2 separate regions of the Mus musculus genome follow, and region 2 is linked to region 1. The links are chromatin loops, found by intact Hi-C in ENCODE. Cell type or tissue: left cerebral cortex. All regions are shown on one strand. Links, peaks and the distances in the headings refer to the core of each region. The heading gives the core; the rest is flanking DNA.

Region 1 (11,394 bases), core at 1,800-9,799:
ATCTGTTCCCTTTGGGTGGGGAGAGGGAAGCTCGGAGCTTGTTTCTAGACCACATGCGGTTTCCTGTTGTACAGGTTGTTCTCAGAGCCTATTTGCTAAGGAAAGGGGTGGTCCCGAGGTGACAGGGAATCTGGTGACTTAGTGCCTTCCCCCACCCCCCACCCCATGTACCGGAAAGTTCACTCAAGGTCACGTGGCAGACCCATGACAGCCTAAAAGAGTAAAACTAAAAGAAAAATACCTGGCTTCTGCACGGGGCACCCGCTGAGCTTGGAATTGAGGGCAGCTAGATCAAGCTCCTGAAGGTCTGGAAACTGTCCTAAGATGGGAAGGCGGCCAAATGCTGTCCTGAGGCTGAGGAACATGGGAGAGTCTCAGCGCTCAGGCTGGGTCAGTGGACTGTACAGGCAGAGGAACTATACTGTTTTCTGCAGAGTTTCTAAATGAACAAGTGGGTGTCCCTGGACCTACAAATCATCGATGTTTCTGAGGACCACACCCTTAGTCGGGATGCTCCCACAGGTCCATGGTTCCCGACTCACAGGAAATCAGAGAAACCCATAAAGTAAAATCACCTGTTCATGCGAATGGTAGAGCTGGGATTGAAAGCAACAGAGCAGCCTGGCGTGGTGGTGCACACCTTTGCTCCCAGCACTTGGGAGACAGAGGTGGGCAGATTTCTGAGTTCGAGGCCAGCCTGGTCTACAGAGTGAGTTCCAGGACAGCCAGAGCTATAGAGAACCCAGTCTCAAAAAACCAAAAGGAAAAGAAAAGAAAAAGAAAGCAATACAGCACCAGCGTCCTTTTCAGAAACAGCAGGGCTGCAGTCACCATCCCTAACTCCCCAGCTGAGAGAGAAACTGAGGGCCAGAAAAGGTAAGTAGTCAAGTACTCACAGCCTATAGACAAGCACAGCAGCTGCTGTTAATGGATCACTCGCTGTGCGCCATGCACTCAAGCTAAGCAGCCACACACCTTCCCCCAACAGGAATGCTTCCGGTGGGTAACAAGCAGCAGCCTGCCCAGCCGGCCACGTAGAAGGCAGCTTGCTCCGCCGCCTATTCTCTCTTGCCTCAAGTTTCCTTATCTGAGAGCTGGAAAGAACTGCCATTCATCTGATAAGATCGATTGGAATCTAGCTCTCCTGAGGAGGAAGCAGGATTCAGACTGCAAGAAGCCAGGCTTGGTGATTTAACACTTTAATCCTAGCAACCAGGAGGCAGAGGCAGGCACTTCTCTGAATCCAATGCCAGACTGGTCTGTCTAGAGGGATCCATGACAGCCAGAGTTACAGGGTGACTGAGACCCTGTCTCCAACAAACACCAACATCAAACAACAACAACCACAATGAAGAGTTTGAGGCCATGTTCTCGATATATGAAGATTCCAAGGCCAGCCTAGTACATGAGACCCAGACTCAAACAGAAAATGAGGTTGGGGCAGGCCAAGCGTCGGAGCATAGCATAGCAGTAGGTGAGAACATGCCATGCTGAAGCAATGCCTCGCCTGCCCTTTTCCATCGACAATGTGGCTGACTCAATACCTCTAAGAACGCCTCGGGGTTAGAAAGTGATGGCTGAGAGGCTCTTCAACACATTTTAGATGTGGCTCCCAAAACTGGACAACGCAGCCCACTGTGCCACTTCCCTTACAGGAAGGCTTCTCCTGGCAGAGAAATAGCGCTGGTCCTTGGGGCTGGAACTCATACCCGGATTTTGTCTGAGAACACTCAGTGTTGTAACAATGGTTTTGATTCATGTCACTGATTATGACAGACTTGTCCCATGGGGCTGCAAGTTTGTCCTTGCTTCCCAAGCAGTCTCTTATACTTTCATATCTTGTAAGGAGTGGCAAATGGGTTTTCTTCTGTAATGATTTATTTTCTTCTCCCTACGCTAGAAGACACCCCACTGATGACATTTAAGCCCCAATATGAGACTTCAAGACCAGGGGCTAAGACCAGGGGCTAGGGACCTTTTTCAATAGTGGAATGTTTTGACACACAGTCTCACTCTGCCTTACAGATTGAGGTAACTCACCTCCTGCCTGCTGAGATTAAAGATGTTTTGCTTTTTTACTTTTTTTTTTTTTTTTTTTTTTTTTTTTTGTCTTTTTGAAACAGAGCCTCAGTTTCCAAACTTGTAAACCTCCTGCCTCAGTCTCCTGAGTTCTGGGATTAGAGTATGTATGAAGCAGGACACCTATCTTAGTAGCAAAATTTTAAAACTCAACAAAATGAATCTCTTTTCCTTCGGAGCATGATGACAAGGGCTCAGAAATCCCATTTTCCAAGAGGTTGAGACAGGAGGATTCCTTGCCCTGAGGGCCCAAGATCACCAGGCAGTGACTAAAACCAAATCTCTACTATTGAGCTGATTTTGATTCAATGCCTTACTTCCTTTTGAAAGACGCCAAGAAGCTGATGTGATATTGTTTTCATGTCTTCCTTAGCCCTATCCCGAGAGATCCAGGAGGAGAAAGGACCCACCTCTTGTAAGTGTAGCCCACGATAATGCCAGCTCCAATAGCGAGGATGATCACCATCATAGTAATGCCCAGCACGTAGCCTGCAAAGGACAGGACACCAGGTCCCATTAGCCACACCCTGGACAATCAGCCAATGATATCATCTGAGGAACCCCATCCCACGTAGCCATACCCAGAGTTCCTAGGTCTTTTTTTTCCTTGGAGTTCATCCTCACAAGCTGACTGATCCCGATCACTGGCTGCACCTCGGCTGCCTCACTCCTGGCTGGTAGGGCGTTAGCAGGAGGGAACACCTGTGCCTCTTTGTCACCTGGTGCACCAGACTTCTCTTCCAGCTCCATGGCAGAGGATGGCGGTGGTGCTTGGGAAGTGGTCTCTGGAGGTGAGGTGAGAAATAGCTCTCATCAAAGACTGTCCTAAGTGCATTCTACAGCCAAACCTGACAAGACTGTTGGGGATGTTTCGGGAAGGGTCTTCCCTAAAATGCTCCCCTAAACTGATATCAAATCCTGCCCCAGGCCAGGAGTGGTGGTGAACACCTGAATTAAGGAACATCTCTGTGAATCCCTGCCAGCCAAACAAGCCGGCCGCAAAATGAGATCCTATCACAAAAACAGAAAGGGGGAAAACAACTCCCCTGCCCCAGGGGCAAAATCAGGCCTGAAAGGGCTGCACGGATGCTGGGATATTACAAGGCAAATGTGAGGAAATGGTCTCAAGAAACAATAGCCTCTCTCTGGCCTCCCACTTGTCTGCTTCAGTCTTTGTGATCTTCCAACACCTTGCTGGGATTGCCACGCGGTTTCTCCAGAGACTGCACAGGTCTTCACAGCAGAAGACAATCCACACTGCGTACAAGATTCCTGCCAATCCCAGTGTTAAGTGCTTAACCTTGACCACCTCATCTAATCCTAGAGAACTATTTTAGTTTTCTGAAGTCTAAAAGCTTTGAATTCAAATCAGAACACACCCATTGCCTTTGGCAGGTGGTCAAACTTCTGGGTGACTCAGAGCCCTCACACAGCTTCTCCCCGGGGACTGTGAGCATGGGGCCTGGCTCACAGCATCCGCTACACAGTAAAGGCTGGCGGGGCGCTTGGCGGAACAGGCAGGCAAGCTGCCTCCCACCGTTGTTTACAAGCGCTCGCAGAGGATGAGCTCACTCCGAATGCTGCGGCGGCCAATGGGCTTTGAGCTCCGCTGCCTGGAGATAGCTCTGGCCAATCGGACGGCGCGGGGGTGGGGACGGGGCGGGACGGGCGTCGAGCGGCCGCACGTGCGCGGCGGGTGTAACCGCTGCAGCGCTGCTCGGCGCACAGGGCTGGAGTCCCTTACCCGTGGTCCCAGGGCGAGTACCTGGGCAACTCACGTCCTCGCAGGGCCGCTTTTCAGGGACGCCGGTCTCGCTGCTGATGTAGCACCAGGGCCCGCGCGGGTCCTGGTCCGGGTTCCGGCAGTAGTTGTGGTTGCCCGGGCCTGAGGTGGGGAGAAGAGGAGTCAAGGGCCGCGGCCGCCGCCCACCAACCCCGCCCGCCTCCCCGGCGGACACTCACTGGGCTCGGTGAGCGACTCGCGGCTGCCTTGCGCGGCCAACCAGTTGAGGCAGCGGAGACCCGGCGCGGGCGAGGGCTGGTCCTCCCGGTACAGGTGGCCGTTGTCCCAGAAGCAGCCTATGAGGAAGAGGAACCCGCCCGAGACTCTTAGTGCGTTTCTCTGGCCCCGCGGGAGAAAGCCCTGTGTACCTCAGAGTGTCACGCCCCTGGCGGCGTTTGGTCCACACACAACACTCGATTTAGCTTTCTTCTTCCTTCCCTTCCCTTCCCTTCCCTTCCCTTCCTTCCTTCCTTCCTTCCTTCCTTCCTTCCTTCCTTCCTTCCTTCCTTCCTTCCTTCCTTTTAAAAAAGCTTAAGATCGCTGCACAACTGCAAAGGGTTGTTATTCTTGGACTTGGGACCACTTTGAAGGTACAAGAAGGTCTTTCTCCCTAAGGTCTTTCTGTGGAGATGGTGAGTTTGGTTCTGGGCAGTCAGACATGGAAGTCATCCCAGTGTTGAGAAGTCAATGTTATATAAACTGGTGTTCCCTTCTCTACGAATACAGCCACTTTCTGCTAGTTTAACAGACACCGCCAGCTCCCAAGAGAATTCCACAAAAGCCTTTGATTCAGGGAAGCAAAAGATCCAATAGAGACCCCAGCTGAGGGTCTCTGCCTCATCTCTTAAGCTCCCACTCCCCTCAGCAGAGAGCCACGGGAGGAGGCTGGAGAGGGGAGGTTCGTGCGCCTGCCACACAAAGCAAACGGACTTTAAAAGGGTAAGACTCTGGGGAGTAGAAGAGACGAATTCCACTCCATCCACTCGTGTGAAAGGAAAGGGAAAGAGAAAGTGACTACTTGTCTTTGTTCTTAATGGCAAAGATGGAGCTGCAAGCCTCTGGCAAGGAAGGAGAGAGGAGAGAAGAATGCTTTCGTAGGATAACGAGAAAAGCAGCCAAAACCTTCCTTCCCTGTCGGCCTGACCACGTTTGGGGAATCTGTTTCATTTAAGTTGCTGCAGAAAGGGGGAGAAAACGTAATCTCACCTCCAGATCCATAGGCTTCTGCCAGAAGCATGTTGCTGAGAAGAAATGTGTGTACCCAAGCCAACAGCATCCTCGTCTCTTCGGCTCGCAGGTGACTCAACAGCCAGTGTCCAAATGGGGGGGGGGGGTCCTCCTTGGCAGCAGTTTTGTCTCCTTGCAGTCAGACTGGCCGGCCCCTGTTATGCTCTTCTGGTAAACAGCCTCTCTTTAGAACTGGGAGCTTCCCAGCTAGCTTGCTGCAGCCGAGGTGTTTTTCAGCTGAAAGGCGCCCCCTGGGTCCTAAGCCTCCTAGACCTTACCAGATCACTAACCCTGAGCCAAGAGAGGAACTCAGCCAAGCCGAGAGTGGCAGAGAGGTTTTGCTTAGCAGCAGCTCCGCGTGAGACCTGCACAACTGCATGCCCAGGGCTTTTCTTCCTTTTCCACCAGTGTGAGTACAGAGTCACTGTGTCAGAAGGCATCGTGGAGTGGGGTGGATTAGGAGCCCCAAAAGCACTACACAGTTGTAAGAGCGGATGCTGATTGCAGAAGCAGGAAGAATTTAAGACCACATAGACAGCACAACTAAGAATTATCTGTCTGGAAGCAATATATTTAAATTGTACTTTGCTAGGGCCAGTTCAGTCACATTCCTTTACTAACATTTGAGGTTTGGGTTATCCATATATAGTAGGAACACAGAAAGGGTATCATTAGCTGAAAATACATGTTACACAAACATTGAATTCCTTTAGCTATATTGTAAAGTCCACCCTTTTTACCAGCCCAGAAGTAAAATGTCTTCCTTCCAACTCCCCTCAAGCAGTATATAGGAAATCTAGTTGCAATAATTTGTGTCTACAGTTAAACCACATCCACATAACTTAGGGCTTTTGGAGTTTCTATTTGGCTGGCAGTTGAAGTTCCCAAGCAGCCTCAGTAAACTGAGAGAACAGGGTGGTTTGCCAAGACTACCTTGTGACTGGGGCAAATCCAAGAATAGAAACTCTGTTTTGATCTTGCCACAATGTAGGGAGGAAAAAAATAACACTATGAAGTAAGTTTTATAGACTTTATCATAGTGGAAAGCTAATGTGATTCTAACTATGAGAAGTGATTGAACCCTGATGTGTCTTTTAAGAAGAAAAGGGTTATTTTTATTTGTGGGTTTATCTGTGTCTGTACTCAGGCCATAGGAAAACTTCAGGGCCTCAAGAACTGGGGTTATAGGCAGTTGTCGACCATGGGAGGTAGCTGAAGTAGGCAGTGGAACTCGGGTCAGCTCTTCTTGAAGAGCAGCAAGTACTCCTAGTCTCTGAACCATGTCCCCAAACCACCTGACATGCCTTTTAAAACCATTGTCCGGACTGGGGAGGTGGCTCATTAGTTACGAGCACTTGTTGCTCTTGCGGAGCACTTAGTTCAGTTCCCAGCACTTAGCATAAGGCCATCTGTGTCCAGATCCAGAATATGGACTCCCTCCTCTGATACTCAGTCATGCACATACACATATGCTGGCAAAACACACATATAAACACCGCCCCCCAAAGAGTGCGTGTGTGTGCGTGTGGGGGTGGGGTTGGGGAGGGGTGGGGGGGTGTGCATGTGGTGTGTATATATGTGTGTGGTATGTGTGTGTGTAGGGTCAGATCACATGGTGTGTGCCCATGTGTGTAAATAAGGAAGTCAGAACAGGATGCCCAGTGTCTTACTACCTTGAAACAGGTTCTCTTACTGGACCAAAAGTGTGACCTTTAAGCTGGGCTGCTGGCTCCTGGCTACATTCTCCAGTTGTGGGGACCCTGTCTATGCTCTCCAGTGCTGGGTTTTAGGTACACATAACCATGTCTGGCTTTTAATGTGTGCGCTAAAGATTTGAGCTCAGATCTCATAGGTGCAGAGCCTTGTCCTTTTAAAACACCTCAGTTGACATGTCAGAACCCTTTTGTTGATCCCTAATGCAACATTCTGAGTAGGGGAGTACAAGTCTGGAATCCCAGCTCTGGAGTCGGAGACAGGAGGGTCAGAAGTTCAAGGTCATCCTTGGGCATGTACAGAGGACGTTTGAAGCCAGCACTGGCTACACGAGGCACTGTGCCAAAAAAATATTTTTTTAAAGTTTGGTAAATGTTTTTGTTAATTTTACAAATATTTAATTTTGAAAACCTCCATATTAGCTGGTATTTTTAGATACTGGGACTTCATTGTGTGAACAAAAATATTTGAATTTGTACTCTTATGAAGCTTAAATTCTGGATGGGAGAGGCATGATATTTAAAACATCAGCATTATCACAGAAAAGAAAGTGATACAAGGCAAGAGAGAGACAAATGGAGTGTGTTTAGCTGGATAGAGAACGTATACAAGCTGGGTGCATGCCCATCATAGGAAGGTGAGGCAGGAGGGCTGTTTTCCACACTAGATGGTGGCATGAGTCTGGGGGAGAGAGTCACATGCAATAGCCAGCTTTACTCAGAACATCAGAAGAATCACATGAGTAAGGTGTTCAATCACAAGGACAAGCCACAAGCCACAAAAACACGTTTTTCTATAGAGGCACATGAACAACAGCAGCTGAAATAAATTCACTTCTATTTGCTATTCTGGGAGGAACCCCAGAGATCTGACGCCCTCTTCTGGCTCCACAGGTACCAGCACTCACATACACAGAAATAAAAATACAATAATTAAGAATGAATCTTACCAATAAACAACGTGGGACTAAGTACGTAGCTCAGTGACAGAACAGTTACCTAGCACGCACAGGGCTGTGAGTTCCATCAACAGGACTGAAAAATCCAAAACTATACATCAAGCATATGTGACATGGAAGCCCATACTTTTAAAGAGATTGCCTTATAATTTGTAATTTTGACTAAAATATTTCTTTAACAAATAATTCATAAAACTATTGCCTGCACTTTTTTGTTTGGTTTGTTTTGGCAGTAATATTTTATTATTTTTTAAAGATTTATTTATTATATGTAAGTACACTGTAGCTGTCTTCAGACACCCCAGAAGAGGGCATCAGATCTCATTATGGATGGTTGTGAGCCACCATGTGGTTGCCGGGAATTGAACTCGGGACCTTCGGAAGAGCAGTCAGTGCTCTTAACCACTGAGCCATCTCTCCAGCCCAAGATTGGTCTTGTACTGAGAGATTTGCCTGTTCTGTCTCCGGAGTGGTAGGATCAAAGGTATGTGCCACCCACCACACCTGGTGATGGCAGTTTTTGAAAAAGAAAAATTAAGACCACGGCAACAGGTTATAGAGTGGCCAGGAAAGTCTTGGTTTTCAGTTACTTAAGGCCATTAGTCAGTTTATAAGTCTTTTGGGCCAAAGTATTTTCACTTTAGTGTTAGGCCCTCACATCCCTCTCTGGATTGCTAAGAGACTGACCTAGACTTGCCTGCAGGATGGGATGGATAACCTAACTATCTCTGCAGAAATCTGATCACCCAGTATATTCCAAAGAATGGTTTGCCACGGAACAGTAATAAATGTTGTATCTAACATTGGGAGACATTCACGAGACAGCTGCTGTTCTTAGTGCATTCTATACCCTGTCTCTAAAGTCATTCAGAAACTGTGTAGACATACCTCCTTGTACAATGAATCAGTCGTACAGAAGTTAAGCAGTTTGCTAAAACCCATAAGGATATGTGGAAGAGGAGGGCTTCTGTAAAATGAAGATGATGATAAATCGTTCACAGGATGACTGTAAAGAATATCTTATACTTGACTGTTATGGTGGTATATACCTGTGTCTCAGCACTTGGAGGGCAGAGTCGGGAGTATTGCTGCAAGTTCAGGGCCAGCCTGTTTTATATAGTGAGTTCAGGCCACCCAGGGCTTGAGTGAGAACCTATCTTAAAAAATAAATGTATAACTGAATTATGAAACATTGAATTATTGTCGTCATCTCTGTTTTCAAAGCACTGCACTAGTACTAAAGGTAGAATAAGAAAGCTGTGCTTCTTTGAGGCTCCAATGCAAAGTGGAGAAAGCAGAAGGACAAATATGGAGGACCTGTTTACATGTAGGAATTACTGGAAGCCTGGCATTGTCGCAGATGCCTGTAATTATACCAGTAGGAGGCTGGGGCAAGAGGATCCTTAAGTTTGAGACTGTCTTGGGCTCAGTGAGATGTTGTCCAAAACAAAACCAGAAGAGATGGGGAGCAAGGGAGAGGTTGAGAGAAAGAAAAAGCTGGCAAGATGGCTCAGTGGGCCAGGATAATTGTGCAGGCATGAGGCCAGCGAGGACACTGGGTGTCTTGTCACTCTCTGGCACTGTATGTTTACCTTAGGGCATGATAGCAGTCTGAGGCAGTGGCTTGTTATGGTTGTCACAGGCTTCAGGTATTGGGGTGTCCTTAACAGTTGCCTGTGGCCAGTGTTACAGATCTAATCCTGGGGTCTGAGACTAAAGTGCTCCCTGGAATTATTGTTACTCACACATGTATGCACACACACCTGTGGGTGCCCTACGCCCACCTGGCTTTCATTCAGGTCCTCTTGAATATTAGACAAGGACTCTATTAATACATCTCCAGCTCCCTTTCATGTTTTCTTTCTCTCTTCTCTCTCTCTCTCAATCTTTCTTTTTGTTTTTTTGTTTTTTTTTTTTTGTTTGTTTTTTTTTTTTTGTTTTTTTGCTTTTTCGAGACAGGCTTTCTCTGTGTAGCCCTGGCTGTCCTGGAACTCACTCTGTAGACCAGGCTGGCCTCAAACTCAGAAATCTGCCTGCCTCTGCCTCCTGAGTGCTGGGATTAAAGGCTTGTGCCACCACGCACAGCCCCTCTCACTTTCTAGATAGTCTTTCTGTGTATAAAAGTTTTAAATCTTGTTGAACTGCAGTTCTGTTTTAAGCAGTTTTAATTCAATTGTGGAAAATTAACAGTCCATAAATCTACTTATTTTTAGACTGTTTAGTTTTGTTCATTGAGTTACACACATCCTCTATACCAGTATCATATAATTTTATTTAGGTTTGTAAATGTTCTTTTTGACTCTACTCTTTATAGTAGTGATTCTAACTGTCACCCAGGCTGACTTCAAACTTCTGATTCACCCCACCCTATCCCCAACACATCCCTGGATTTCTTTCCTGTCTTTATTGAGTTCTCTTTTCTCTTTGAGCAACACAGAGAATGTGCATCTCAGTGTTTTTTTCCATAGACAGTTTTGAGTTCCTTTTCATCTTCTGAAAAATCAAGTTGACATTTCTTTTTAGGTTCTGTGCCCATGTCAGTAAAGTTCTTGATACATAACTATTTGTAACATAGCTATTTAGTCTTGGGTTTTGTTGTGGTGGTGGTTGTTGTTTTGTTTTCATTGTTTTTTTGTTTATTTGTTTGGTTGGTTGGTTTTTCGAGACAGGGTTTCTCTGTGTAGCCCTGGCTGTCCTGGAACTCACTCTGTAGACCAGGCTGGCCTTGAACTCAGAAATCCGTCTGCCTCTGCCTCCCGAGTGCTGGGATTAAAGGCTTGAGCCACCACTGTCCAGCTAACTATCTAGTCTTTGTGCCTACTGAAGTTAGTATGGACTAAATGAATTGACATTTATTTATAAGATTTTATTTTATGTATGAGTACACTGTCACTATCCTCATCTCCTCCTCTTCCTCATCCTCCTCCTTCCTCTTCTTTTTAGGATTTATTTATTTTATTTATATGAGAACACTGTACTGTCTTCAGACACACCAGAAGAGATCATAGGATCCCCATCACAGATGGCTGTGAGCCACCATGTGGTTGCTGGGAATTGAACTCAAGATCTCTGGAAGAGCAACCAGTGCTCTTAACCACTGAGACATCTCTCCAGCCCCTTTTGGAAATGTTATTATACCTAACATTCTCTCTCTGTCTGTGTTGGGGGGTTCACAGTACACTTGTGTACACATTTCTGTATGTGTGTAAAATATACTGTAAATTGAAGTTAAAACCTGTTAAATGCTAGGCAAGTGCTCTACCACTGAGCTATCTGTAGAGTCAGTGCTGTCTGGCCTCACATTGTTTGTTGTTGGGGACTGGAGAAGTTGAGACAAGGTCTTGCTTTGTAGCCTTTACTGGTCTGAAACTTGATATGTAGACCAGGCTGGCCTTGAACTCATAGAGATCTGCCTGCTTCTGCATTCTGAGTGCTGAGATAAAAGGCATGTGGTATCATGCTTACCTTTTTCTTTTAAAAAATGATATGTCTGCCTGCCTGAGTTTATATGCACCACATCCATTTAAGTGCCTGTGGAGGCCAGAAGAGGGTGCTGAATCCAGAGTTAAAGCTGGTTGTGAGCCATCCGATGTGAGTGTTCAGATCAAACTCAAGTCCTCTGAATGAGCAGCAA
Region 2 (11,394 bases), core at 1,196-9,195, 64 kb after region 1:
ATAGCTCTGGCTGTCCTGTAACTAACTCTGTAGACCAGGCTGGCCTCGAACTCAGAAATCTGCCTGCCTCTGCCTCCCTAGTGCTGAGATGAAAGGAGTGGGCTACCACGCCCGGACTCTTTTGTCTCTTTTACTCTGTGCTTTGACAACTAACAAAGGTCAACCTGGACTACAGGAGACCTCACCATGCACCTTACCCCTCAAAGACAAGCAGATGGTTCATTTGATAAAAGTGCTTTCTGCTGAAATCTGATGACATGAGTCCATCCTGGGTCTCACAGTGGAAGGAGAAAGAGTTGTCCTCTGATGTTCATCTTTGTACACACACACACACACACACACACACACACACACGAGAGACAGAGACAGAGAGACAGAGACAGAAAGAGAGAGAATTATTTAACGTTTATTTAATTTTATGCTTATGAATAGTTTGCCTGTGTATATCTCTGTACCTCATTTGTGCCTGATCTTCTCAGAGGCCAGAAGAGAACATTGGGCAGACCCCCCTGGCACTGGAGTTGGATTACAGATGGTTATGAGATGGTTCTTGGTTCTGGGAATCAAATTAGGATCCCCTACCATAGCTGCATGTGCTAGTAACTGCTGAACCATTGTTCCACCACACTAGATACTCCTGGCCCATCTTTTATAACAACAACAACAACAACAACATGATGTGCCATTGGGGAAGCAAAAGCCAGAGCCCCTACCCAGGAACTGCCAAGGAACACTTAAAAACTGTGAAGCATTAACCAGATAGATGCGATGAAGTATCCTGGTCAGAGAATGTGTTGTTGAGCACAAAACCAAGCCTGGACTACTTAGAAGATCTTGTCTCACAAAACCAAGCAAAACCCAAACCCAAGAACTACTCAAGACACCTTATACATCTAAAAAAAAAAAAAAGTCCAAAACCAAAAACCAACCAACCAAACAAACAAAAAAACCTAACAACTGTAGTTAGTTTCTAACAGTTAAAATCTCCTGGTAAGATGGCTGGTGGTGGTGCACACCTTTAATATCAGCACTCAGGAGGCAGAGAGGCAAGAGGGTCTCTGAGTTCGAGGCCAGTCTGGTGTATACAGAGTGAGTTCCAGGAAAGCTATACCCTTTTTGGAATGTTGGTCCTTTCCACCTCAGCCCCCAATCTCCTCGAAAGAAATGAGGCTTCTTTATTTTTCTGTTTTGTTTGTTTGTCTTTTTGGGACAGGGTTTCTCTGTGTAGCCCTGGCTGTCCTGGAACTCACTTTGTAGACCAGGCTGGCCTTGAACTCAGAAATCCACCTGCCTCTGCTTCCCAAGTGCTGGGATTAAAGGCATGTGCCACCACCGCCCGGCTTGTTTGTTTTTTGATGAGGTCAAATATAACATGGGCACCCTGCCAGCTCCTGATTCTCCTGCCTCCACCTCCCAAATACAGCTATGTCACCACATCTGACATTAGTATTTTATTTGAGGCAATCTGTCTTGGAACTCAACATGTAGCCCAGGCTACCTCCAATCCCACAACATCTGTCTGACTCCAAAGCTGAAGTTCAGGTGTGAGCTACCACACTGAGCGTCACACGTTTATTCTTGTTCTATGGCAACAGGATCTCCCTGTAACAAGTGGCTGACGCTGACTGGACCTAGGTTATGGCTGTAAAGAGCTGAATTTGCAGGTCCTATGGAGAGATTTGTTAAGGAGAACCCCCTTGCAGAGGTGACGCTTTGTTGCTGTCCCATATTCCATGAGCACCCTGGTTGGAAGGGCTGCTGATTTGATTTTATCTGTCTTTTAAGACTGATCTTTGATCACTCCCCTTTCCAGCTGGGCTTCCTGCCTCTTCTTCCCTTCTCCATTACTAATGGCGCTGGATCAAGTTACCTCATTATTCCTTAATTTATTTATGAAAAGGCTGAGGTTAAAGAAAAGAAGCAAAGCCCAGGTCCTTCAGGAACTTTCTGTAAAAGCGTTTGTTTCCCTTTCCCTCCCTACAACTAGATACAATTTCTCACTGTTACCCCTGGCAAGCTGGAATAGTTTTTATTTACAAACTTATATAAATAAACCCTTCTCTGGGTGGGGCAGAGGCCATCTGTATGGGTAAGCCTCTTCTGTCCATTCCCAGTGGATTAATCTATCAACACAAACTCACTTATACACAGCAAGCTTCTTTCAGAGAGCAAAACAGTGCTGGGCATGCTGACTACCTTTCCATAAAACACTTGAAGAAGAGAAGTCTTTTTAAAAAAGGTTTATTTATTACCAGGCAGTGGTAGCTCACGCCTTTAGTCCCAGCATTTGGGAGGCAGAGGCAGGTGAATTTCTGAGTTCAAGGCCAGCCTGATCTACAGAGTGAGTTCCAGGACAGCCAGGGCTACACAGAGAAACCCTGTCTCGAAAAAAACAAAACAAAACAAAACAAAAGGTTTATTTATTATATACACAGAGTTCTGCCTGCATATAAGAAGAGGGCACCAGATCTCATTATAGATGGTTGTTATCCACCATGTAGTTGCTGGGAATTGAACTCAGGACCTCTGGAAGATCAGTCAGTGACCTCAACCTCTGAATCATCTCTTCAGCCCAGGAGAAGTCTTTTTAAATTTTATCACTACACAGTAATTATGGGTGCATCAATCTTATATAAAATGGAAACACAGAAATATATGTGAGCCAGCGAGATGGCTCTGTGTGTAAAGGTGCCTCCTGACAAGCCTGAGGATCCAGCTTTGATCCCTGGGGTTCATACTGTCTTCTGATCTCCATATGAGCAACAGACCTCCAGAGTCAGGGAGTGTGGAGGGGGTTGTTAGAGAGATGGCTCAGCAATCAAGAGCACTGCCTGTTCTCCCAGAGAACCCAAGTTCAATTCCTATCACCCACATGGCAGCTCACATCGATCTCACACCAATGCACATAAATTATATTTGTATATATAATTTATACATAGAAAATATCCATAATTTTATGCATATAAATTATACATACCCTAAATAAAATGTATAATTTGTAAAAATTTAATGAGAAAGTAGAACCAATAGTAATAAGCTAAAAAAAAAAAAAAATCAGAAAACAGAGTATCCTAGCACTCAGGACTAAAGAGGCAGGCAAGATCTCTGAGTTCAAGGCCAGTCTGGTTTACAGAGTGAGTTCAGGATAGCCAGGGCTACACAGAGACTTGTCTAGAAAGAACAAAAACAAAAACTCAAAAGTAAAAGGTGGAGTGGTGATATACTCCTTCAACCTCAGCACTGAGTCAGTGGATCTGGGGGAGTTCCAAGCCAGCCTGGTCTACATAATTAATTTTAGATCATTCAAAGTTACACAGTTAGATAAAAGAAAGTATGCACCCGTGTCCAAAGCCCAATTAAACAATTACACAAAGCAAATGGTCGGTCCCTCTATGTCCCTCATCATCAGACCCATAAACAATTCTCCCCTCAGGGTTCAGGGGGATCCTCCCGATCTAAGTGTCATGAGTGAGTCCTCGGCATTACAGGAAAAACCTTCCTATGGGAACCATTCTTTTACCTCCCTTTTTCTTTTTTTCCCTTTTTTATTTTATTTTTTTCCCAGTTTTTCGAGATAGCTTTCTCTGCCTTGACTGTCCTGGAACTTGCTCTGAAGACCAGGCTGGCCTGGAACTGAACTCAGAGATCTACCTGTTTCTGCTTCCTGAGTACTGGGATCAAAGGCGTGCGCCTCTATCATCTGGTTTATCTACATTTCCTAGAATGTACTTTCTGGCATGGTGTGTGGTAGTCGAGGGTTGCCTTGAACACAGGAGATCCTTGGTCTCAGCACCACCAGGAGACACACTCCGGTACTTTTTTTTTTTTTTTTTTTTGAGACAGGGTTTCTCTGTATAGCCCTGGCTGTCCTAGAACTCACTCTGTAGAGCAGGCTGGCCTCGAAGTCAGAAATCCGCCTGCCTCCCAAGTGCTGGGATTAAAGGTGGGTACCACTACCCTATGCCTCTCTAAGTGTATTTCTAACAAACAGCCTAGAGAGTATAATGATAAAAGGCACAGTTCTATTTGTCCATCTGACAAATTCGGGACTCACTTCCAGTCACACTACGCTTTAGTGGCTGTAACCTTATTTTACACAATAAAAATGCTTTTATATTTATTTATGCATTCCCTTCTAATTTGTGCTAACATAATTTCCAACTTTTCAACATGATAGCTTCTCCAAGTAATGGCTCTCTCTGGAAGAGCTCATTCGATCCACTAACTGTGGCTCGTTGAGTGCCACACTCCTTCTTTAGGGTTCCTGGTAAACAAAGGATCCCTCAAAAATTGTGCCCCCCACCCCTCTGAGTCTCTCTACAACCCCCCACCCCTCTGAGTCTCTCTACAACCCAGGAAGCCGAGGTCTGTCCTGATGAAGAAAGGGAGCTTCCAAGTATCTGCGCGCACTCTGATGGTCGCCGGGTTTAGGTGCACGCTGGGCACGGGAGTCGAAGGGGCGAGCGCAGGTCCGGCGGGGTGGGGCCGAGCTGCGCGCGACCCTCGGCGCGCTCCGGGAAGTTGGCCCGAGCGACCGCTCTGGTCACCTCACTGCGGGCTCTATGACACCGCGCTGGCTGGCGGGACAGGGAGGAGTCGGCGGAGAAGGCGGAGACCGCCCATCTCCGAGAGCGTCGGCGCGGACTTCTCGCGGAACCGTGTCGCGAGCTTAGCAGATCCCGCGCTTGCGCGCTGCAGTGGTGGCCAGAGGCGCGGCGGGCGCGAGAAGGGGGACCTAACCAGTGTGGAGGCTGGTGTGGCCTTAAGCCCTCCGCCACCATGAGCGGGACCTTAGCGAAGATCGCGGAGATCGAAGCCGAGGTAAAAGGCGCAGCCGGCGCTTCTCTCCTGGCCCTTCTGCGGCGCTGCGGCTCCTCCGGTGTTGCGTCCGCGGCGTCAGGGCCTGGCTTCCACCCCTGTGCCACCAGCTGCCATCGCCCCCGTAGTCTAAACCTGCGCTGCCGCAGCCCCGTCCCCATGCAGCCCCTTCCCTCAGTTCCTCGGGCCTGGGCTTCTCAGCTCCCATCCGCCAGCTCCGTCTCTGCGCAACCTCCCACATCCCACACCCAGCACTTGCTCCGGTTTTCGGCGCATGTCTCGACATTATTTCTGTTTTTCTTGCTTTTTTCTCTGAGCCACACGACTTCTATATCCCAGACTCCGTGATCCGATCACGGGCTTTGAGGTCTTGTCCCGTTATTCCTTGCCCACTTGCCACTCACTGGTGGTCCCCTTTTACACGCCGTTGGTTGTGACGGTAAGATCTGGGAGTAAGTAGATTGTACCTGGATGGCGCGTCATCCCTGAGACCTTCAGGGCTTTTTAAAGTCCGTAATGTGACACCCTTCTTTTAGATTGGGTACCGTAGAAACGAATCAGCAGATGCATTTTAATTCCCTCTGTGGATAGAAATTCGAATGACCGTGGGTCCTTTCACGTTGGGTCTCGTTTGTTTCTTTTGTGGTGAAGAGAATGAACTGGAGAGGGGAGAGGGAATTCAGTTTATTTTTATGTTTCTGTGTGTGTGTGTTCAGCATTACTTAGGGGAATCGTTCTGTTCAGTCATGGTTTCTGGGATTGAGTTTAGGTCTTCCAAGTTTGGCAGCAAGTGCACTTGAGTGTGTCTATCTGGCCCTGGATTTTTTCCCTCTCTCCCTCCCTCTACCTCTCTCCTTTGTTTGGAGACAGGGTCTTGCTACATACTTCTGGATGTCAGGGATCCCATTGTGTAGATCACGCTGGCCTTGAACTCAGACAGATCTGCCTCTGCCTCCAGAGTGCTGACATTAGCCAGGCTTGGTTTTTCTTTTTAAAAAATACTTAGTTGCCTGTATCCTCTTCAGTCTGCAGTTTGCTGGATGCTCGTGAATATGAGCCATTTGGTCTTCCCCTGAAGCAGTATTTCAATAGACAGTTTGTTCACCTTCACCTCTATTGTGGGCGTCTAAGGATAAAAAATAATTCTTAGGTGGAGCTCAGGAGGCCGAGGCCAGTGGTACACTAATGAATTCAATGCCAACCTGGTTTACATAATAAGTTGTAGTACAGTTAGGACCACATAAAGAGACCCTGTGTTAAGAAAAATTAAAATGGTTACACTGACATTAGAAAGCCAAAACATATTCTCAGCTTCTGGGAGCATTCAGGACTTTTCCCCTGGAACGCTGCAGAGTTTATGGCTGTGATTCTTCCCTGATAGATGGCTCGGACTCAGAAGAACAAAGCCACAGCTCATCACCTTGGCCTGCTTAAGGCTCGCCTTGCTAAACTTCGAAGAGAACTCATCACTCCTAAAGGTGGCGGCGGCGGGGGGCCAGGAGAAGGTTTGTAGTTCCATGTAATATGTGTGAATATATAATATGTGTGTGTAAAATAATACAAATATCTAATGTGTGTATGTGTGTTATATATTCATATGCCCATAGACAATTTTTTTTTTGTTTGTGTACTTCTTATCCTGGAACTTAACTATAAAGTCTAGGCTAGCAGTGAACTCCACAGAGTCCATTTGCTCCCCAAGTGCTGGGCTTAAAAGTGCACACCACTGTGTCTGGCTTCCAAGAATGCATTTCTGTGTGTTTATGTGCATAGGAAGACCAGTCCTTTTTTTTTTTTTTAAATTGAGATAGGGTCTTACTTATCCTGAAACTCATCAGTTCAACTAGACTGGCGATCCATCAGTCTCTGGAGACCTGCCTATAATGCAGCAATGGGATCACGGGTGTGTGCTGCTGCTACAGGGCTTTTTTTACCTGTGGGTGTTGGGAATCCACAATTAGGTCCTCATGTTGTGTGGCAGGCACACTGATTACTGAGCCATCTCCTAGCCCAATTTTTTGTTTTTGTTTTTGTCTTTTGAGACAGTGTTTCTCTGTGTAGCCCTGGCTGTCCTGGAACTCACTCTGTAGACCAGGCTAGCCTCCAACTCAGATCTGCCTGCCTCTGCCTCCTAAGTGCTGGGATTAAAGGCGTGCGCCACCACATTAGGTGTAATTAATGTTTTGAGTTGGGTGGTGGTGGCTGGTAGTGAGAACTAGAGGGTAGAGGAAGAAGCCTGATATCAACTTCCAGTTTATGCATGCCCACTCAAACACACAATCTCAAAAGCTATGCACATACAGTACTCCGGAATGAGGCTGGCGGATTGCAAATTCCAGTCTTCCAAACTAGCCTAGGCTATGTAAGTATATCCCATTTCAAAAAATCTGGTCACACCATTCCCAGGGATCGGATAAAATCCAAACCAGAGATAAACACAGAGCCTCAAATCTGTATCTTGTTTTTTGTGGTTCTGTTTTGTTTGAGACACTCTCACTGTATAGACTAGGCTGACCTTAAACTCTCACAGTGCCATCTGCCTCTGCCTACAGAATGCTGGGATTAAAGGTGTATACCTCTAATTCTGGCTTTATTTTTTTGATATTGTTAATATTTTAAATTTATGTGTGGGCCAGGGATAGTGGTATATGCCTTTGATCCCAGCATGTAGGGGGCAGGACAGCCAGAGCTACATAGCTACCCTAACTCAAAAGAAATAATTAAAACAAAACAAAACAAAACAAAATAAAATAAATGTGTGAATATGTGGTTACTAATTGTATGTGCACCAGTGCTTTCAGAGCCCAGAAGGAGTAAAATCCCTTGGAACTGCATGTGTAGCTGCGCATGCTAAGAAATAAGCATGCATGCTTTGTGAAGAGCCATCTCCAACCCCTATGCTATTTTGTGTATGTGTTTTGCCTGTGTGTATCTTTGTATCACCTATGAAGCACCCCTGGAGGCCAGAAGAGCATACTGTATCCCTCAGGGACCCTGAGACTGCAGTTAGAGAAGCTTGCTAGCTGTGATGTGAGTGCTAGGGATTGAGTCTCGTCCTCTGCAAGAGCAATCAGTGCTCCAGCCCCAGGGTTTTATGTTTTTGAGAAAGGATCTTAGTCCAAGCTGGCCCCTAAATTTCTGCTTCCTCTGCTTTTTACCTTCCAAGTGCTGTGACTACAGGCTTGCTCTACTATGCCTCATAACCTTCAGCCCCTCCTCTTTCTCCTCCTTACTTCTCTTTCCTTTTCTCTTCTTTCTTTTTTTTTTTTTTTTTTTTTGAGATTGGTTTCTCTGTATCCCTGGCTGTTCTGAGATCCATCTGCCTCTGTCTCCTGAGTGCTGGGGCAAAGGCATATGTTGCCACTGCCTGGCAGATGAATTCTTTTGTAATCTTTGGGCCTTAAATATTATGCAAAATTGTTATAAATAAAGTGATAAAGGATTTCTTTGTTTTAGTACTGCATTACTATTGAATTGTGAATTTCATGCTTGAGCTGTATTTTAGAAGTTAGAAAACCAGACCAACAACAATATGAAAAGAATTAGGTGAAGTGTACTATACCCAAGGATAACATTTGTGTTTTTGATGTTTCTTACTGTTTTATAGGTTTTGATGTGGCCAAGACAGGTGATGCTCGAATTGGGTTTGTGGGTTTTCCATCTGTGGGGAAATCAACTCTGCTAAGTAACTTAGCAGGAGTGTATTCTGAAGTGGCAGCCTATGAATTCACTACATTGACCACAGTGCCTGGTGTCATCAGATATAAAGGTGCCAAGATCCAGGTGAGTAACATTTTTCAGGCCAAGAAAGGGAAGAAACCCATTGTTTTCATTCATTTAGGAAGTGCTTTATTAATAGCCCACAGTATGTCGGGACTGTCTTTTTATTTAGTAGGCCCTTCATCTCTTTAAGAGTTACTATACTTGCCAGGTGTGGTGGCGCACGCCTTTAATCCCAGCACTTGGGAGGCAGAGGCAGGCGGATTTCTGAGTTCGAGGTCAGCCTGGTCTACAGAGTGAGTTCCAGGATAGCCAGAGCTACACAGAGAAACCCTGTGGGAAAAAAAAAAGTTACTACACTTAACAAGAAAGTTATTAGAGTGAAATAGGACCCATGAAAATATATGAAAAAAAGGGTCTGCTTTTTGATCTGACATTGAGGGAAGATCATCTGAGACGGGGCTTTATATGCACAAAATGACTTGCAGAATTGAGTCTTTTTTAAGAAAAGGTCTTTTAAAAAAATTCTATTATTTATCTTTATTTTATGTTCATTGGTGTTTTGCCTGAAGTTATATCTGTGTGAAGCTGTAAGATCCCCTGGAAGAACAGCCAGTGTTCTTTAACTGCTGAGCTATTTCTCCAGCCCAAGAAAAGGTCTTATTATATAGTAAAGGTTAGCCTTGAACTCCCAGGTTTGTCCTTGCTGCAGCCTGTGAAGTACTAGAGTTAGAGGTGTGCTGACACTACACTTGGGTTGGCAGTGTCTTGACGTTAGTGTGTGTCATATCATAGTTTCTGTTGCTTGGATGGAACACCATAACCAGTTGGAGAGGAAAAGCATTTACTAGGTTTACACTTCCACATTGTAGCCCATCACTGAAGGAGGTCATGGGTGGGTACTGCTCACTAGCTCACTCTCCATGGTTTGCTCAGCCTGGTTGCTTTTTTATTTTAAATTATTTTAATTTTATTTACATGGGCATTTTGGCTGCATGTATGTCCGTGAGGTAGTTGGATCCCCTAGAACAGGAGTTATAGACAGTTGTGAGCTTTCATGTGGGTGTTGGTTAGAGTAGCCAGATGAGCCATCTCTCCAGCTTTCCAGCCTGCTTTCTTAGAAGCTAGGACCACCAGACCAGCTCCTTCATCAGTCACTAAGAAAATGCCTTACAGTTGGATCTTTGGAGGCATTTCCTTGACTGGGGTTTCTTCCTTTCAGATAATTCTAGGTTGTGTCCAGTTGGCCTAAGACTAGGCAGCACAACCAGAAAAGTGAAAATACATTCAATGTGGCTATCATGTGCTTTTTGTTTCGTTTTGTTTTTTTTTAAAAAGTTTTATTTTTATGTAGCTGTCTTCAGACACACCAGAAGAGGGCATCAGATCTCATTACAGATGGTTGTGAGCCACCATGTGGTTGCTGGGAATTGAACTCAGGACCTCTGGAAGAGCAGTCAGTGCTCTTCACCGCTGAGCCATCTCTCCAGCCCTACCACATGCTTTTTTTTTGTTTGTTTGTTTTTCGAGACAGGGTTTCTCTTTGTAGTCCTGGCTGTCCTGGAATTCTTTCTGTAGACCAGGCTGGCCTTGAACTCAGAAATCCGCCTGCCTCTGCCTCCCGAGTGCTGGGATTAAAGGCGTGCGCCACCACTGCCCAGCTCAGAACTCATGTTTTTGCTAGCCCTGGGAATTCCCACCCCACCACCCTGAGGTTATTGCAAGAGCTTTTGTTCTTGCTTCACTGTGGATTCTGGGGATCTGAACTCAAGTTCTCCTGTCTTTCTGTTTTTGAGACAGATTCTTTCTATGTAGCTCAACTGGCCTTGAGTTTGAGATTCTGCCTTTTCATCTGTTGTGGGAGCTACATCTGGCTTGATGTTAGTTTCTGTGAGTTTATTAAGATGGTATTTGCAGGGCTTCTGTGTTTCCTTTTCAAAGTCAGTAGATGTTTCAGGAGAGATACTTTGAAAAAGATCTGCATTCTAATTCTCAAGGTTTAATTTTATTATTAGATTTATTTATGTGTGTATTTTCTCACATGTGTGCCTGTGTACCACTTGAGTCACAAGAGGGTGTTGTGACCCCCTGGAAATGGAGTTACAGATGATTGTGAGCCACCTTTTGAGTGGTGAAAACTGAAGGAACCATGTCTTCTCAAAGAGCAAGTTCTCAGTGCTGTGCCATCTCTCCACCTGCTTAAGCTCTGTACTGTTACAATGTTCATATATGTGTTTCAGAATCCAGCATGTTCCTTAAATGTTCTTTACTCCTTTCTGTCCTAACTGTAGCTCTCAGTGCTTTTGTTCAGTACTTGTGTTAACTGGATTTCTAATGAAGAGCTGCCCTTCACCCATTTATTCAAGAATTTATATAAATGTTGGGTTGTGGATATTTTTTCATGTGTTATAATTCAGTGTTGTACATACTCATATTTTAACAGCTTTGACCATTAGAAAGTTTTTGTTTGCCAGGCAATGGTGGCGCACACCTTTAATCCCAGCACTTGGGAAGCAGAGGCAGGCGGATTTCTGAGTTCCAGGACGGCCTGGTCTACAGAGTGAGTTCCAGGACAGCCAGGGATACACAGAGAAACCCTGTCTTGAAAAAACCAAAAAGAAAACAAAGTTTTTGTTTGTTTGTTCCATTTTATCTTTTTAGTTTTTCGAGATAGGGTTTCTCTGTGTAGCCCTGGCTGTCCTGGAGCTCTGTGGTCTCAGTCATACAGGTAGCATAGAGGTCATCTAGACTGTTACACCTCTGGCCTAGCTGTGGTAGATAGTAGAGCTGCTGGCCATGTAGATAATGCAGAGGCTACCTAGGTTATTAGCCACCTCTGGTCCTGCTTGTGTGAGC

The links. Peaks named below come from ENCODE experiments on the same cell type or tissue, not always from the same donor. Only the 100,000 strongest peaks of a DNase experiment are listed, where the experiment ranks them.
Region 2: a loop joins it to region 1, with 4 times the contacts of the local background. A loop is called at or near these places in 2 of 42 quality-filtered maps.

What each region holds. Positions count from the first base shown.
Region 1 is chr11:3,324,679-3,336,072 of GRCm38, reverse strand. It overlaps Pik3ip1 (phosphoinositide-3-kinase interacting protein 1), which reads right to left and starts at 5,342. Exons shown (of 6, transcript NM_178149.4): 1 at 5,069-5,342; 2 at 4,042-4,158; 3 at 3,845-3,964; 4 at 2,661-2,864; 5 at 2,490-2,568. The coding sequence starts at 5,138. Gm12592 (predicted gene 12592) reads left to right here and starts at 4,883. Exons shown (of 2, transcript NR_165248.1): 1 at 4,883-5,159. In left cerebral cortex, for the core only: CTCF peaks have their summits at 4,227, 5,334 and 7,667 (motif pointing left); DNase peaks (open chromatin) are centred at 4,576, 4,824, 5,350, 6,002 and 2 more places; H3K4me3 peaks cover 2,822 bases; H3K27ac peaks cover 3,477 bases.
Region 2 is chr11:3,259,696-3,271,089 of GRCm38, reverse strand. It overlaps Drg1 (developmentally regulated GTP binding protein 1), which reads left to right and starts at 4,627. Exons shown (of 9, transcript NM_007879.2): 1 at 4,627-4,821; 2 at 6,200-6,323; 3 at 8,426-8,601. The coding sequence starts at 4,780. In left cerebral cortex, for the core only: a CTCF peak has its summit at 4,603; DNase peaks (open chromatin) are centred at 3,842, 4,623 and 5,232; H3K4me3 peaks cover 2,330 bases; H3K27ac peaks cover 1,442 bases.